Regions from separate parts of the Homo sapiens genome. Here region 2 is linked to region 1. A link is an interaction called in ENCODE POLR2A ChIA-PET data of the cell type or tissue named here. Cell type or tissue: PC-3. All regions are shown on one strand.

Region 1 (8,000 bases):
AGGGAGGAGGCAGGAGAAGCAGCCCAGGCCCAGCCCTGCTGGGGAAGGGACAGGCGACAAAAGTGACTTTGTCCTTTGGTGCCTCTTGTCTCCACTTTTCCTCATGTTTTCCCATGTGTGTGTATGTGCATGGTCTGTGTATGTGCGTGTCTGTGTATATGTGTCTGTGCAGGAAAAGAGGCAGGCATACTCTTTAGAATGACTTCAGGTGACTGTGTTTTCTTTTCTGGCATGGGTGGGAGGGATGCATAGAACAAGGGACATCGTTATCTCCAGTGTCCTTTATGTGTCATTAATGGACTGCAGGCATTGGTGTGGCAGATATATTCCAAGGCAAGAGCCTTTTACGGGCCTTGGAATAGCAATAACTCATGTTACACAGTGCTATATGCCTCAGTGGATTCACATCATGCCCTGTGTGTGAGGACCTGCAAGGCAGGTATTATTTCCCCCCATTTTACAGATTAGGAGACCGAGCCTCAGGGAGGTTGTAATCAGTGATTGAACCAAACACAGGATTTTGCTCTCTCAGTTCCTCATTCAGCTCTCCCTATACCACACCATTCTCTTTAACCCCACCCCAAACTCCTTGTGCTGTTTATGCAAGCGTCTCATTCAAACAGAAACACATGGGGATTTCTGAACCCATGGACTCTGGTTGCTCTTTATTGTCTACATCCATACCTGCCATCCAAACTGTAAAACATGCCTTCTCTAACTCTGCAAATAACCATTTCCACCAAGGAAAGGGTGTGTGATCCAAGCAAGAGGATATAGCTGGCTGGCTTCCTTCTGCTCTCAAGCCTCCACATTCAGCATCACTCTTACTCCTCAGCAACCTAACTCTCTTCTGGCCAGGGCCCCTGGGCATTTGACTGACCATTGGCTACCAGAGTCCTCACTGTGTTGTCATGTCTTTCTGGCTTTTCCTGGTTTACTGTAACATTGTACGTTCCCCTTATTCCATTTCTTTAGTGTCAGTGGTTCCCATACATTAGTATACTTAAGAAATTTCTGGGGATGCTTGTTAAAATGCAGATTCTTGGGACTTGAGATTATGAATCAGTGCTCCAAGGGCAGGGTCCAGGCATTTGCACCTCATCCCCTCATTTTGATGCAGCTGGTCTGGGGAGGACACTTTGAGAAACAAGGATACCTTAGGCTTCATTCTCTGCTAGGAGAGCAGATCTGAAAAATGTGACAATCAGATGTGAGTGAGTGTGATAATCGATTACTGTGTTGCCTTTGAAGAGCATGTATGAAAGGCAATATGATGTCCTGGTTAATAGCATGGAGGCTGGGTTCGAATCTCTGCTCATCAGGGTTATCTCATCTAAACTACTAAACCTCTTTGTGCCTAAGTTTCTTATCTGTAAGATGCGGTATGATAGTACCTATATCTTAGGGTTGTTGCTCTGGGCATCAGTTAATTTATGCAAAACGTTTAGGGCACTGCCTGCCACATCAGGAGCTCTGGCCCAGGTGTCTCAACCGGAAGTGGAGAGGTGTTAGTGATGTCAGTAACAGTATTGGGAAGATGGAAGAGATATTTTGGAAAAGGAGAACCTTTTGGCATTCCTGAAATCGTTCCATGTCAGTGACTGCTTATTTTGTATTTTGCCATTAAGCAAGCAAGAAGGATGAGCTCATCTCTAGCAAGTCAATGAGGCTTCTGGAGTTTATTACCATGAGGCACACAGTGACCAAATGTACCCCAGGGAGATGATGCCCCAGCTGATGAGTGCACAGATGTGTCAGAGAAAGTTGCACCAACATTCCATATAAGCCACTCTCTTTGCTTTGGATTAATTCCTTTTCATCTTATTCCTCCTTTCCTTTTGTTTGAAGGTAACCATCGGGTTTCTCCATCTTTTGCTCTTCTTAGGAGGGAGTATGAGTTTTCCTGGGGTTTTTATTACACTTTGAAAAATTAAGCTAAATCTTTCTACACTGATAAAAACATACCCGTTTCTAGTTTCCATCCTGTTATGCATTGAATTGTGCCCCCTTCAACAAGCTCTGTTGAAGTTCTAATCCCCAGACACTCAGAATGTGACTTTATTTGGATATAGGGTCATTGCAGATGTAGTTAGTGAAGATGAGGTCATACTGGAGTAGGGTGGAACCCTCATCAAATATGACTGGTGTCCTTATATGAAGATGGTCATATGAAAACACTCAGGCAGAAGGCCATTAATGATGGAGGCAGAGTGGAGTTATGTAGCTGCAATCCACAGAATGCCAAACATTGCCAGCAAACCACCAGAAACTAGGAGAGACAAGGAAGGCCTTCCCTATAGGCTTCAGAAAAAGCATAGCCTTGCTGACACCTTGATTTTGGACCTCTAGCTTCCAGAATCATGAAATTTGTCCCCAAGAAATTTCTGTAGCTTTAGGCCATCCAGCTTGTGATACTTTTTTAGGGAAGCCCTAGAAAATGCACACACATTCCCTCACCAAAATGAACCTCAGGGATAGGATTTGGGATTTCTGGAACATTTTCATACCTCTTTATGCAGCCTGCAGACTTTTTTTTTTTTTTTTTGTGACAGAGTCTCATTCTTGTTGCCCAGTCTGAAGTGCAATGGTGCGATCTTTGCTCACTGCAACCTCTGCCTCCCAGGTTCAAGCGATTCTCCTGCCTCAGCCTCCCAAGTAGCTGGGATTACAGGCATCCGCCACCACACCTGACTAATTTTTTTTTTTTTTATTTTTAGTAGAGGCAGGATTTCACCATGTTGGCGAGGCTGGTCTCGAACTCCTGACCTCAGGTGATCCACCCGCCTCAGGCTCCCAAATTGCTGGGATTACAGGCATGAGCCACCACGCCTGGCCTGCATATTCTTTTTTATGGGGTTCCCACATCGGAATCTAAAACCGCACTGCAGACCAGCTGGCTGTGAGCCGTCTGAGGGAACCCGGAGCCATCTCTCGCGTCCACATGGCCTCACGTGTTCATTATCACAAAAAACATCTAGTGGCAGCTGGCTCAGTACAAAGCAGGCTGTACATATCTTGATTCTTTTTTGTCCTCTGGTGTCAATTTGGTAGCACATGTTGATGTTGAGTGTTACCAAACAAGTGACACTGAACAGTGAACAGTATAAAAATAGGCCACAGAAGGGCCAGCGATAGCATGGATACTGGGTGATTAGTTAGCGAACTTGAACAGAGAGGAGGGATAACTCGGGGCACTCATGTTTGCCATCTTTGAGGAGAAATAACTACAACCCCTCCAAGTGTTGAAAGTTCCGTCCCAGATAGAAAAATCCTACCTTGTTTAATGTATGAAAATCTTATTTTATCCAAACATGCAATTACAGGGATTCATCCAGAGGCCTGGATTCTTCGCTAAATTCTGTGTTTACACTTGGGAGTTTGTTATTCTTCAACCTTCTGGGCATGTCATGGGACAAATCTGAATGATTGCCACACTAAAGAAAATAAAAGCTCTTTCTTTTCTATCAAAGACACAAGAAACGGAAATGTCTTCATCATTTTCAGTCTACCCATTGGTCTGCATGCACATTTGTTTGAACTACAGCTTTTTAAACATCATTAGCGTCTTTTCAGTTTCTACAATACACTTCCTCACGGTAGAGGTTGTTTCCTACTATTCAGCTAAGTTAAACTAGGGTTACTAATAGCTTTCGTCTTACCTCATTGCTGGAATATTTTTTCCTCCAGTGCTTCTAGTCTGTTTACTAAACACACAGAAAATGAATGAAATAAATCTCTGCAGGTTTGAACATTGCTTGGCAAGTGAGGAAAAAGATACACACTAGGGTTCTTGCAAAATCTAGGCAAGGATAATTACAGCCCATTATACAGAATTGTTTGATACACTGTATAATGTGGCTGTCAAGACGCAGTCCCCAACCTCTACAACAGGGTTTTTCTACCTGGACACCATTAACATTTTAGGTCTAATGATTCTTCATTACTGGAGTGTGGGTGGGGGTACTGTCCTGTGCACTGTAGGATGATTATAAGCATCCCCGCTTCTCTACCCAAGTTGAGCCAGAAGCATCCCCCAAATCGTGACAACTAAAACTATCTCCAGACAATGCCAAATATCCCCTGGAAGGGAAGAAAAACTTTCCCTTGACTGAGAACTACCACTCTAGAAAATCGGAATACAATGTAATAAGACACAATTTGAAGTTGAGAAATATTTCTAGCCTAGAATGCTTGTTTATTGCAGGCACTTTTGCCTTGCTGTACTGTGACTTTGTGAGTTCATTCATTTATACAATATTTATGAAGCGTCTACGTTTTGAGGATGGAGTAAGTGAAATGAGGAAACGACCAGGACAAGGTCAATGAGCTAGCCATGGGTAACTGAAAAGGGGACAGTGCCTATAAAATAGAGATGGCCTCTGGCTTCTCAGGCTCACTCAGGAATTATTACCAAGGAAGGGTGATTTCCTTCTATGGTGCACTTACTTTTAAGGTAAGAGAGGAAGTCATTTTCGTACTTGCCTCTCTAAATCACTAACCTCTAGAATTCAGACTGGAATCTTGAGTATTTCTCCCAGGACAATTCCTCAAACCCTTTTCTACATCAAGGACTCCCCATTTGCTGTTGATTTTGCCTGGAGCACTCCTTCAGCACTCTGCACTTGGCTCACTCTAAGTTATTCATAATGTTTTAACCTAAATGTTTTTTCTTCAATGACTTCTTTCTAGCCCCCACCTTCTTTTCTCACCTGGACCTTTTATTTATTTATTTATTTCATCTAGCCTATCACATCCTTATTTAATGTAGTGTGTGTGTATGTGTGTGTGTGGTTATTATTTCTGATACTAGACTCTAAGCTCCCTGGAATGTAGTAGGTAGTAAATTAATATTTGTTGAATAAATGAATGAATTAGTGAATACTGCTATTTACTAAGTTATATTTTTCTCTTTCTCCTGTTTACAAGAACACTAACCTGATAAAATCTCCCAGGGAAAGGAGAATTCTGAATGTGTTATTATCTGGCGTAAGAATTAGTGATTGCATTCATTGATTGAATTTATTTATTCTAATCCAGGCATAATTTTGGCAAAAAGGTGAACAAAATGGAAGACAAATTAATTCAATTTTTGCTTATCATGAAATTTGAGTTAAAACCTACAGATTTTGGCATAGCTCTGCCCGTGGAGATGATGATTTCCTTAAGAATGTTTAGGTGGTCTGGAATTCAAACGCCTTCATGTTTACCTTCAGAATCATATGGCTGGGGTGTTAAGTGATGGAATTAAAATCATGCAGGGGCCTAAATGGTAAACTTTATATGAGTCAGAGAGAAACAAACTCTTTACAGCTAGGTAATGGGAAAATTTGACTCTAAGTAACAGTGTTTCTGCCCTGTAGCTCTTAGTCATCTGATCCTATTGCTCACAGATGGGCTGTTAAAAAACAAAAACAAAACAAAACAAACGATAGAAATGGGGCCATGTGAACTAGGTGAATTTGACAACTGTCAGCACTCAGAAAGTCTGAGCACTTTTTATTTAGCTAGACCTTCTTAAGGCCACTGCTCTAACTAAAGTTGCAAGTAATTATGCACTTCTCTGTCATGTGAACTAAGATGAATTGGCTGGTTGCAAAAACAAAACAAAACAAAACAAAAAAACAAAACAAAACCCAAACCTGAAAGTTTGTAGCCAACTTTGGAACTGATTTTCTGATCCATCTTAGAACAGATACAGCCAATTTGGTGGCAAGGATGATTAGAGGGAAGACCACAGAGTTCTGAGCCCAGATCAGAATGGGAAATGAACTCCAACTCTTGATCTTCTTCAGTACCAAATATTTATTTGTGGTCCTTTTGCATTCAGCATGCCATCTGTTGATAGCTCAGTATTTCAAAGATGATTTAATTAAATACCACGGTCTGTATATTAACAGTGAGGATGTTGACTGGTAAAACCTAGGAAGAGGGTAATAAAAATACTACTGATGAGAGGTCTTCCACTGTCTCTTTGTGTGGGCTTTCTGCACTCTTACAGGCTTCAACTCTTGTATGAATACTGGTCAACTAGAATCTCGGAATTTTATAAATAAAGGCAACTTAGAGATTGTCTGTTTCTGCCTCTTGATTTTATAGATGAAGAAACTACAGTCCAGAGTGTAAGTGCCTTTTCCAAGGCCCAATATAACCCTGGAGGTCCATGTTCAAGAAAGGACTGAAATTCAGTCTTTCATTCTGAGGCTCAGTTTCCTTGTCTGCTCTGAGGAGGGACTGGTATCTTCTCAGTAACCTAAGGTCTCTTTTCTGTGCCAGGAACTGGAGAAAGAATGATGTCTGCCTGTCCCTGGGCCCTGTGAAGATCTCTGTGGCCACTCGCACTTTGGGAATTTTGCTGCATAATTTCGAAAAAAACTAGTGCATGTTGTCAGCTTCATTCCTAGTATGTCTAAGCCATGAACTCAGGTGGGAAAAGGGGGAGGGGGATGATACTCTGGTGTTCTAACTGGCTAAGCTTCCTCTTGGGAAGAATTAAAAATAAACAGGCAAAGGAAAGGAAGGAACCACAGAGCTGGATTACATAAGTGATATGAGATTTGTGCTATGTACAAAGTATATCTCATGTAGTTGCTAAAGCAGTGTGCAAGAAAGAATTTTTTGTAATAGAAATTTGAGTGACAAATATATTCCAGTAAAAATGCCAAGGACCTCCCCAGATGAGGACCTAGTGAAATGATAACTACCCCACTGTGGCCTTTAAGGTCCTGAAAGTCTTGTCATGATAAAGTGTTTAATTATTAAGAAATTCTGAGAGTCTAAACCAGACCCAATTTTAGCTATACATTAGCAGCACCTGAGAGCCTTAAAAAAAGAATACAGAGTTCTGGGCCCCACCACAGACCAATTAAATCAGAATTTCTAGGGTTGGGGTGTTTAAAACAGTGTTTTTAAATGTTCCCCAGATGATTTGCAGCCAGGGTGAAGAACCACTGGTCTAAATTCACAGAACAGCCAGCTTTCGCAGAGACCACACTCTTTCATGAGTTTCTATCACAATAGGGGTTTATACAAGCTGCAAAACTGTGTGAATATGCAACGTGTAGGAGGGAGTGGATGGGCAGGCTTGCCATACAGATAATGCTTCATGCTGACCTTTTGGTATATACAATGCATGCCTTTTGCAGTGTTCTATTTTTCAATGTTTACCACTTGCATTTTCAACCACTGATTGAAACAACGCCACATCAATTCCTCTTTGCCCCTAAACAAACCAAGTATCCTGCTGGCATAGGGGAAAGTGTTCATATGTATGTCTATGTTTAATTATGAGGCTGTGTGTGAAGGCTGTTATGCGCCAGTTAAACTATAACTGTAGAGGCAGAAGGATTTGAGAAGTTATATAGACAAATAAGGAATTTAACACACGACTATTACAAAATAACCTCTGGTGACACATTCCTGGGATTAGCCACTCTTATTACTTGGAAGATCTTCTCTCATGTCACCTAACACTTTTTTTTTTTTTTTTTTTGAGGCAGGCTCTCACTCGGTTGCCCAGGCTGTCATGCAGTGGCACAATCATGGCTCACTGCAGCCTCGACTTCCTGGGCTCAAGCAATCTTCCCACCTCTTGGCCCCCCAAGTAGCTGAGACTACAGGTGCATGCCATCATGCCTGGCTAATTTTTGTATTTTTTTGTAGACATGAGGTTTCACCATGTTGTCCAGGCTGGTCTCAAGCTTCTGGGCTCAAGTCATCTATCCACCTTGGCCTCCCAAAGTGCTGGGATTACAGGAGTGAGCCACCGTGCTCAGCCTACCTAACACTTTTTTAAATAAAAAGCTAAGTGTGCTAGCCTTTCCTATTATTTCTTATCTTGAATGGTAATTGCGTCTGAGCAGTGCTTTTCTTGTAAGTCTCATACTAACCTGACAATAACCAAAGGTAATTGTCATTCCATGTTTCCTTCCAACCCTTCCAATAAATCACCTACACGAAACAGTCCCTCCTCAGCCTTACCCTGGGTTTCCTCTTGGCTCCTT
Region 2 (8,000 bases), 320 kb after region 1:
CTTTTATATAATTCACAACATGGAATAAATTTTACCTCATGACAAAGAACTTGCACATACACATACAAACTTACATGTGTGTATAAAATCCTGATATTTGTGGACAGATAATATCTAGAAATATGCTTCTGCCTCTAAATTAAATGGCCACTTAAATTCTTGCATGCCTTCAGATTGGAATTGCCTGGTCTGAACAACACTGGGCTTATAAAAGACTGCAAACATCCTGGAACAATACCATCTCATTCACTATTTCTGAATCCAACTTGAAAGTTCAGCAAATGTAACTAGAACCTCCATGAGTCAGCAGTTTTTACACTAAGGCTTTGGAGTAGCTCGCTACTGACTTACAAAGTCAACTTTGCAAAGGGGCAAGTTGTTTTCTCCTACCAACTTTTTATCTTTGTAAATCAAAAATAAAATTATAAACCCATGAAGCATCTGAATGGACCCCACCTCTTGGCCAAGGTCATTCCAAAGTGAGCCTGAAAAACTAGTTCAGGCCATGATAGGAAATGGGGAGCTGGGGGTGGGTGGGCGCTGCTTCACAGCTGACCAGCATTAGCAGAAACACAGAGACCTAAGACTGACAGAACAGACTCTGATAAGAAACATTGACAATCTATTCTCTCTGACACCTGCTACCAGGAGGCTTCATCTACATGATAAAACCTTGGTCCTTACAAGCCCCCTTATCATAACCCAGACATTCCTTTTTTTGGATTTCAGGTCTTTAGATAATAAGGCTTTCAACTAATCACCAATCAGAAAATCTGTGAATCTGCCCATGACCTGGAAGGACCGCCCCCCACCTCCAGTGGTCCTGTCTTTCCAGACTGAAGCAATGTACATCTTTCATGTATTGACGGATGTCTGTAATATGTATAAAACCAAGTTGTAGCCTGACCACCTTGGGCACATGTTCTCAGAGTCTCCTCAGGGCTGTGTCATAGGCCATTGATCACTCATATTTGGCTCAGAATAAGATCTTCAAATACTTTTACAGAGTTTGACACTTTTCATCAATATATTCTTAAAATAGCTATCATTTTATTTATTAGAATTACTAGAGCTGGTGGTATTTCATGAACTGCTGCTCTTTTAAAGTCTCCCACATATTCTTATTCTGGACAGGACTAGGCATCTCCCTCATGTAAGAGATCAGGAAAATAGAATCCAGAGAGGAGGGATAATTTGCTCCTGGTTGCACAGCTACTCAATAGCAAACCAGACCTAAAACTCAGCATCTGGCTCCTGCTCTACTGTTCTTTTGGGGCAGAGGACTAGCGTGTCAAATGGGAGCTCTTGTCTTCCAAAGAGTCACTAGCTAATTTCTGCCCCAAAGAAAAGAACTTTCTTTTCCAGAAACACTCTTGCACCATCTCTAAGTGTAGATGACTTTCTGAGAGCTTTAAAAAGGAAGACAAGATAAATAAGGAAGGCTGGGGAAGCTTCGCTGAAGGAGAGGTGCATGAATTACAATGGAAAGGCTGAGCAGTATCTAATTTGGCTCAGAGAAGTGCATTCAGGGCAGAGGAAACACCATACACAAGGCCTGTGGCAGAAGAGGGCAAAGGAAGAGCCAAAAAATTGTAAAGCACTTTCAGAGTGACAGGGCTGGCCTTGTAGCAGGCGGAGTACTTTGTTTTGTTTTCCTTTTCATTTTCCCAAGGAAGAAACTAAACCTCTTGAAGCATTCAATGCCATGTCTTAGGCTACCAGCTTAACAGAGGATGACATCCTCAGAGACAGGAGAGACTGGTAAAGAGGAAAGCCACAGGGCAACAGGGGAGGGTGAGGAGCAAGAGCACCTCTCAAGCTCTGCTAGCAGAAGCTCAGGAAGCCCTCACAGGGACCAGGAGACCAGGCCTTGGGAAAAGCAGTAACTTGAGAAATTGGCTCTGTAGGCCGCTCTGGAAAACCCAGAAAGTATTGTTCCAGGGTTCTTTTGCCCTTGGGACCTGCCTGGAAGGCCAACTTAATCTCTTTATGGACTCTTTCCAGTTAGATTTGTGACTGCCTGGAAAAAGTGCCCCTCTACCTTTCCAAACACAAACACTTTCATTTTCCCCACATGCTCAGACCTAAGTGTGAGGGAACTTTTAAACATCACAGACAGAGAGCAAGTAAGTGAAAGAGAGTGGAATGGGTCACGGCAATATGATACACTTTCTCCTACTATAACCCAATGGAAGCAGTCCTAATTAAAAACAAACACACACACCAAACACAAACAAAAATGACACCAAGTTTTCAAAATCACTTTTAGCAGCTAGAGAAATTAGAGTTTCAGACTGGCAATAAACTTGTTTTCCTGAGAACATTTCAGTAAGAAATTTATTTTATAGCTATAAGTATATAGCTACAAAACTTAAATCTCATTGATACCAGCACTGAAGATCTCTGACTTATGCCACATTATTGGGTGAGAACTTTTTCCATATTTTTATCCTCTTTATCAACCCTCTGTTAGGAAACAAAAACAATGCCTTTCCAAGAAAGAAGATACGTGATTCACACTCTAGCATTTTCCTTGTTTAGGATGTGCCTAGTTTCAGATTGAATTATAATTTAGAATGCAGTTGTTAAATCCAATTTATATTATAAAATTACACAGTAGCAGACATACCTCTACCAGTGTGAGGCAAATTTCTTCCAACTGAGGCATCTAATCATCTGCTATTCTCCCCTTCATAAGTCAAATGCATATCAGATGAAGGGAAGCATATGGACTCTAATCTGTGGTAAAAGGAGTTTCACAGCCAGAACTGCCCCAAGTACAGTTTCTTAGGGCCTATTTTGGGCAGAGTGTCACAAGAACTGAGGTTCCTCAACTCCTCTTGGTTTCAGTTCAAGGATTTGGAACCCCATCTACTCTAAGGGCTTCTCTAATTTCTCTCCATTATTCACTTTGTATTCAGGATTCCCTGAAGTCCAGGACCCAGAATTCTTCTCATCTCTTCTCTTTACCCTCAGCATAGACCACACCTTCTCCTTAGTGTTCTTCTCCTTTCCTGAAGAGCCAAGGCTATGACTATTCTTGGACATCCAAATCTTGTAGGTTAGTTTCTGCCTACAAGATGTCTACAGATGTCTGGGCTGGAGAACTCTTGGTGAGGGATATAAATAGGGAAGGTGTTATTTAATGATGCCCAGGGTGCGAGAGAGAGTGGCAGGGAGGAAGGTGAGCCCAGAGAGGCTTAGCTCCTCAGCTAAGGCGAACTAGCTGTTTAGAAAGTGAAATCTAGACCCTTGGACAAATATAACCAAGATAGGTGTACCTGTATGTCATATCTATGTTGTGAGAATTACCAAATATTAAGGAAATGATTATATATATATATATATATATATATATATATATATAGTTATAGATACTAGAGAGCTAACGGGGAACTTTGAAAATGTAGAAAGATCCCTGGAGGAGAGTCAGGAAACCTGTGTTCTGGTCACAGAGTGTCACTGGCGTGTTCAGGGATTTTGAAAGTGATCTTTCTTCTTTAGGCTTCATCTAGATAATGAGGAAATTAAACTAGATTGGCTCCAAGATACCTTTTAATTTTATTGCAAATCATGTGTCAGATTAACTGTGTCTTAGTTTGGTTATTATTCAGCATGGTCATCTGCTCAAAGTTTAATCACTAAATAGAAAATAATTATTTGAAAAAGCTAATATATTAATGACTCTCAGAAGTCAGAATCACTTGTAACTCTGGTGGAGTAGTTTTATAAAGTATGCATAGGAAACAAAAGACTTAAGCTGTGAATGATAAAACTCAGTCCTGTTGCACGTAATTATTTTAACATAATTTCAACAGTAAATGTGATACGGTATTCCCTGCAGACTCAACACTTAGTGCCTAAAAACACATGTTTTTCATAAGCGCACAAGTCTCAAAGCTGTCTACTTCATATAATTTTAGTAACACATTCTGGCCAGCATCAATAAAAGGATATGACAGAATAATTTTTCTTCTTCAGCGTCCAAGAAAACAGGTCCTTTGGATTGACTATATTGGGAGAAATTACAGTCAGGCTTTGGGACTATCTATCAAGGTCCTAAGAAAAAAATAAAAGTGACTACATAATTTTACTGTGAAACACGAATCATAGACAAATAGGTCTTAAGTATCTTTAACTGCAGGCTCCATAAACTGAATTTACATTCCCATGATCTGTGCCTCCAAACACCCTTTTATCCCCTGCTTATTTTAGAATAAGAAATGGGAATGGAATCAATGTATCCATATTCATAATTTTCAGCAGTCGAATAGGTTGGCAACATTTCAGGTGACCCTTCTGACCCAGAAAAAGGTACTGCATGTCAGATACTTAAAAAAAAACAAAAAAAAAAAAACAAAAAAAAGACTATGGAACATCTGGTATTTCAAACATGGTCTGAGTTGATCTGGAGACAATTTGGGTCTGGAAGATATTATGCAGTATTCAGGGTGAGATCATCTGATTCATGCTGTTTTCATAACCAAATTTCCCTCTGGAGTAAAGAATCCTATGTGGTTACTAAACAAGCATTACTAAGACTTCTTTAATAATATTGGAATGAAGGTAGATCATATGAAATATACATCTCTCTCTCCCACTCCCGCTTTCTCAGTGTGTGTGTGCATGCATGTTTATCCACCTATCATATATACACACACATATGCATGTATATATACACACACATATATTCATATTACACTCCTAAAGAAGCATTTTAGATTTTGTTCATCCAGATAAATATTCTGGACAAAGGAACTACATATCTAAATAATTCCTCTTAGCAAATGGCTCTCTTAGAAATCCAGTGTGATCTGTGAAGTCCCCCACCCAATCAATATATTTTTATTAAGATCTGACACAAGATTTAAAATTTGAACGTTTTAGTTCATTGCCTGTTTCCAAATCTCTAACAAGATTTGCATTACCAAAAAAGTGTAGGTTGGCCAGACACGGTGGCTCATGCCTGTAATCCCAGCAATTTGGGAGGCTGAGGCGGGTGGATCATGAGGTCAAGAGTTCAAGACCAGCCTGGCCAAGATGGTGAAACCCCGTTTCTACTAAAAAAAAAAAATACAAAAAATAGCCGGGCGCGGTGATAGATGCCTGTAATCCCAGCTACTCGGGAGGCTGAGGCAGGAGAATCGCTTGAACTCAGGGGACAGAGGTTGCAGTGAGCTGAGATCACGCCATGCACTCCAGCCTGGGTGACAGAGTGAGACTCCATCTCCAATAAATAAATAAATAAATAAATAAATAAATAAATAAATAAATAAAATAAAAAGTGTAGGTTACACAGAAAACCAAACTTAAATATAAAAATAGTTGCACATTTTATTAGTTTGCCAACTTTCTTAGGTAAGAATACAAAGAACTAGTGTGATTAAGAGCTACAATTAGTCATTCTTAATAAATCTGCTACATTTCTCTTTCTTTGCTAATAAAAACAAAAACTTCCCATCTCTCACTTACTCAAGGCTGAAATACATGAGAAGAAGACTGAAGACAAAGTTGTCACCACCCACTTGGTCACCCAACCTGGGGCCCAGAGGCCTCCTTGTCCTTGTCTAGCCATGCTTACGATGCTCCAAATTCTAGTGTCTCTTTTCTAAAAACCACACAGTCTGCTCCCTCATCTGCACTCGAGTGTTCATGTTCAAACTCACATCATATCATCCTGAGACCACACTCTCCTAACTGATCATTTTGTATGACGTTGTATTGCTATTCTCAAAATTATTTTAATAAACCTAAAGATAATCATAACACTCCCCTTGCTAGATGGTTTTAATAAGTTCAATGAATTTCACTTTTCTTAGCATGCAAAGAAGATCCTTTAAAGCCTGGCGCCACCTGCCTTCCTCACACCACTCCCCTCCAGCCGCTCTCTGTTTTAAGCGGAGCTTTTCACTTTGCTTGAACCTCTGCTCCTCTTCTTCTCCATCTGCCAAAGTCGTTGTCTCTACTGGGCCCACAGACTCAATTCTAATGTCAGTAACTCTGTGATACCTTTCTTTAACTATCCCCTTGGCACAAATTGTGTTATTAAGTCCTTCCTTACTATATTATGATTGTGTGCACATCAATTTACCCCCATTAGATTGTGAGCTTCTTGTTCATATTTGAACTCCTAGTACCTGCCAGTGTCTGAGATTTACAATAGTGCTAGAAAGTTTTATTTATTTAATTGTTTTAATTATCAAACAATCTTTATCATAACATATCTTTATCCCAAGGAACTTCCACTGCCTTTTTACACACACACAAAAAGACACTGGAAGGGGTGGTGATAATAAAAGCAGCAGCTGATTTTTATTGAGCACTTACACTGCCATGCAGGGTTCTAAGTATTTTACATGGATTATCTCATTTTAACCTCATAACAATCTTATGAGAGTCTGAGATACTATTACTACCCACATTTTTATCCACATGAAGAAACTGGGACAGAGCTGTGACTGCTCCTAACCAATAAATAGTGCCTCAAGATAGGTCATAAAATGGAACGCCCTGATAAAGAAGCCCTATTTCCTAAATCAGTTTTAAAAATAGAATGTAATGGAATTTTTAACTGAAGACCAAATATTATAGCTCAAGAATAGAATAATCAGTTAAGGGTCTTTAGTTGTCAACATGGCTCATCCATAAGGAAACAGGAATAAAACTATTTACTGCAGATTCTAGGATTCATTTCCACATCCCCTCACCTTTTCAGCTTAGATGTATAAAGCCAGAAGCCCTGTATGCATCTCTATCACAAAATCCACTGTAAGCCAAATGGTCAGAAATCTTTTTTGTTCACAGACAGCAGTAAATAATCACATAGACTATTATGTTAGGAATGAAAAGGAAACAAGTGTTCTTTCTGCCTAAATATTTTGTAATAAAATATATTCTGGAGGTAGTACGTCAAGTTTTCTGGGACTTTAACAAATTAAAGTGGATGATTCCTACTCAATCTATCCCTACATTTCTTAAGGCAGTAACAGTATTAAGTTAATGACAAAGGTATTGTCATCAAGACAATTTCTCTACTTGAGTTTGAGATGTAATCAAGTTGTAGCTGATTACTCAAAACATCTATACCTCAATACATACAGTAACATATTTGAAGAAGAGCAGAAATAGATCCTGCTACATTCTAGGAAACAATAATAAATTTTAGTTTTGGCAGGATATGTTGAAGTGTTTTTAACTATACTTTAAAAAATGAGCACTGAGGGTTGTGATGGTGGAAGTGTTAGTAAAAACACCTCAACCACCGTTTGTTAAAATGTTACTACCTGCCAGCTAAAATACATATAACCATCACATTTAATCCCCAACAACCTATTGGAAAAGTATTATCATCCCTATTTCATAAAAAGGAAATTGAGACTTGGAGAAATTAACTTGCCTAAGACTACCCAACTAGCAAGTGGCAGAAGTGAGATTTGCATCTTGGCATTTCTCACTCAAACTCTATGCACTCACTACAAAGTCACTGTTTTTTTTTCCCTCCAAACTGAAACTAAAAAGGTAAATAGTAATGTAAAGGGTAATATTCCTCTTCTGTAACTTCTCTAGAGTAATCAATTTTGATCTTAAAGACTGCTCATTGTTTGCTAGGCAGGAATTCCTCCATCCTAGGCAAAACCTGGGACTTATTATGAGGAAGCTGAATGTCTGCACATCAGCTACACTAACATGGAAGTCCCCGAGGTGATAAATTCACACACAAGGGGATCCTCAGAAGAATGAGGTGTGAGTCAACAAAAATCTCCAGGGTCCTGACGCAAAATAGGTCTCTTTCAATGTTACAGCAAGAGAAAAAAAAAATTAAAAGAATGAGCAAGAAATACAAATGAACAAATTATATTTCAAAATTGAAAGGTGTTTACTCAAAACATGTAGACACGACTAGTACTAAAAATTATCTGCTATATTATATGTAAGATTACATACATTATGCAGTACTCAGGGCAATGAAGCAAAATATCATTCTTTTCAAATTTTTCAAA

Evidence for each region. Peaks named below come from ENCODE experiments on the same cell type or tissue, not always from the same donor. Only the 100,000 strongest peaks of a DNase experiment are listed, where the experiment ranks them.
Region 2: POLR2A ChIA-PET joins it to region 1 with 5 read pairs; 3 of 35 experiments call an interaction of 5 or more read pairs at or near these places.

Annotation. Positions count from the first base shown.
Region 1 is chr7:116,541,243-116,549,242 of GRCh38, reverse strand. All of the region lies in intron 2 of CAV1 (caveolin 1), which reads right to left. Among named protein-coding and RNA genes, the nearest start is that of CAV1, 20 kb to the right of the region's middle. In PC-3, no CTCF peak of the experiment used is centred here; no DNase peak of the experiment used is centred here; H3K27ac peaks cover 2,291 bases.
Region 2 is chr7:116,224,366-116,232,365 of GRCh38, reverse strand. The region is part of intron 1 of TES (testin LIM domain protein); the gene reads right to left. Among named protein-coding and RNA genes, the nearest start is that of TES, 18 kb to the right of the region's middle. RefSeq lists enhancers at 1,531-1,610, 1,681-1,750, 2,695-2,814. In PC-3, a CTCF peak has its summit at 5,873; DNase peaks (open chromatin) are centred at 295 and 4,515; H3K4me3 peaks cover 808 bases; H3K27ac peaks cover 4,805 bases.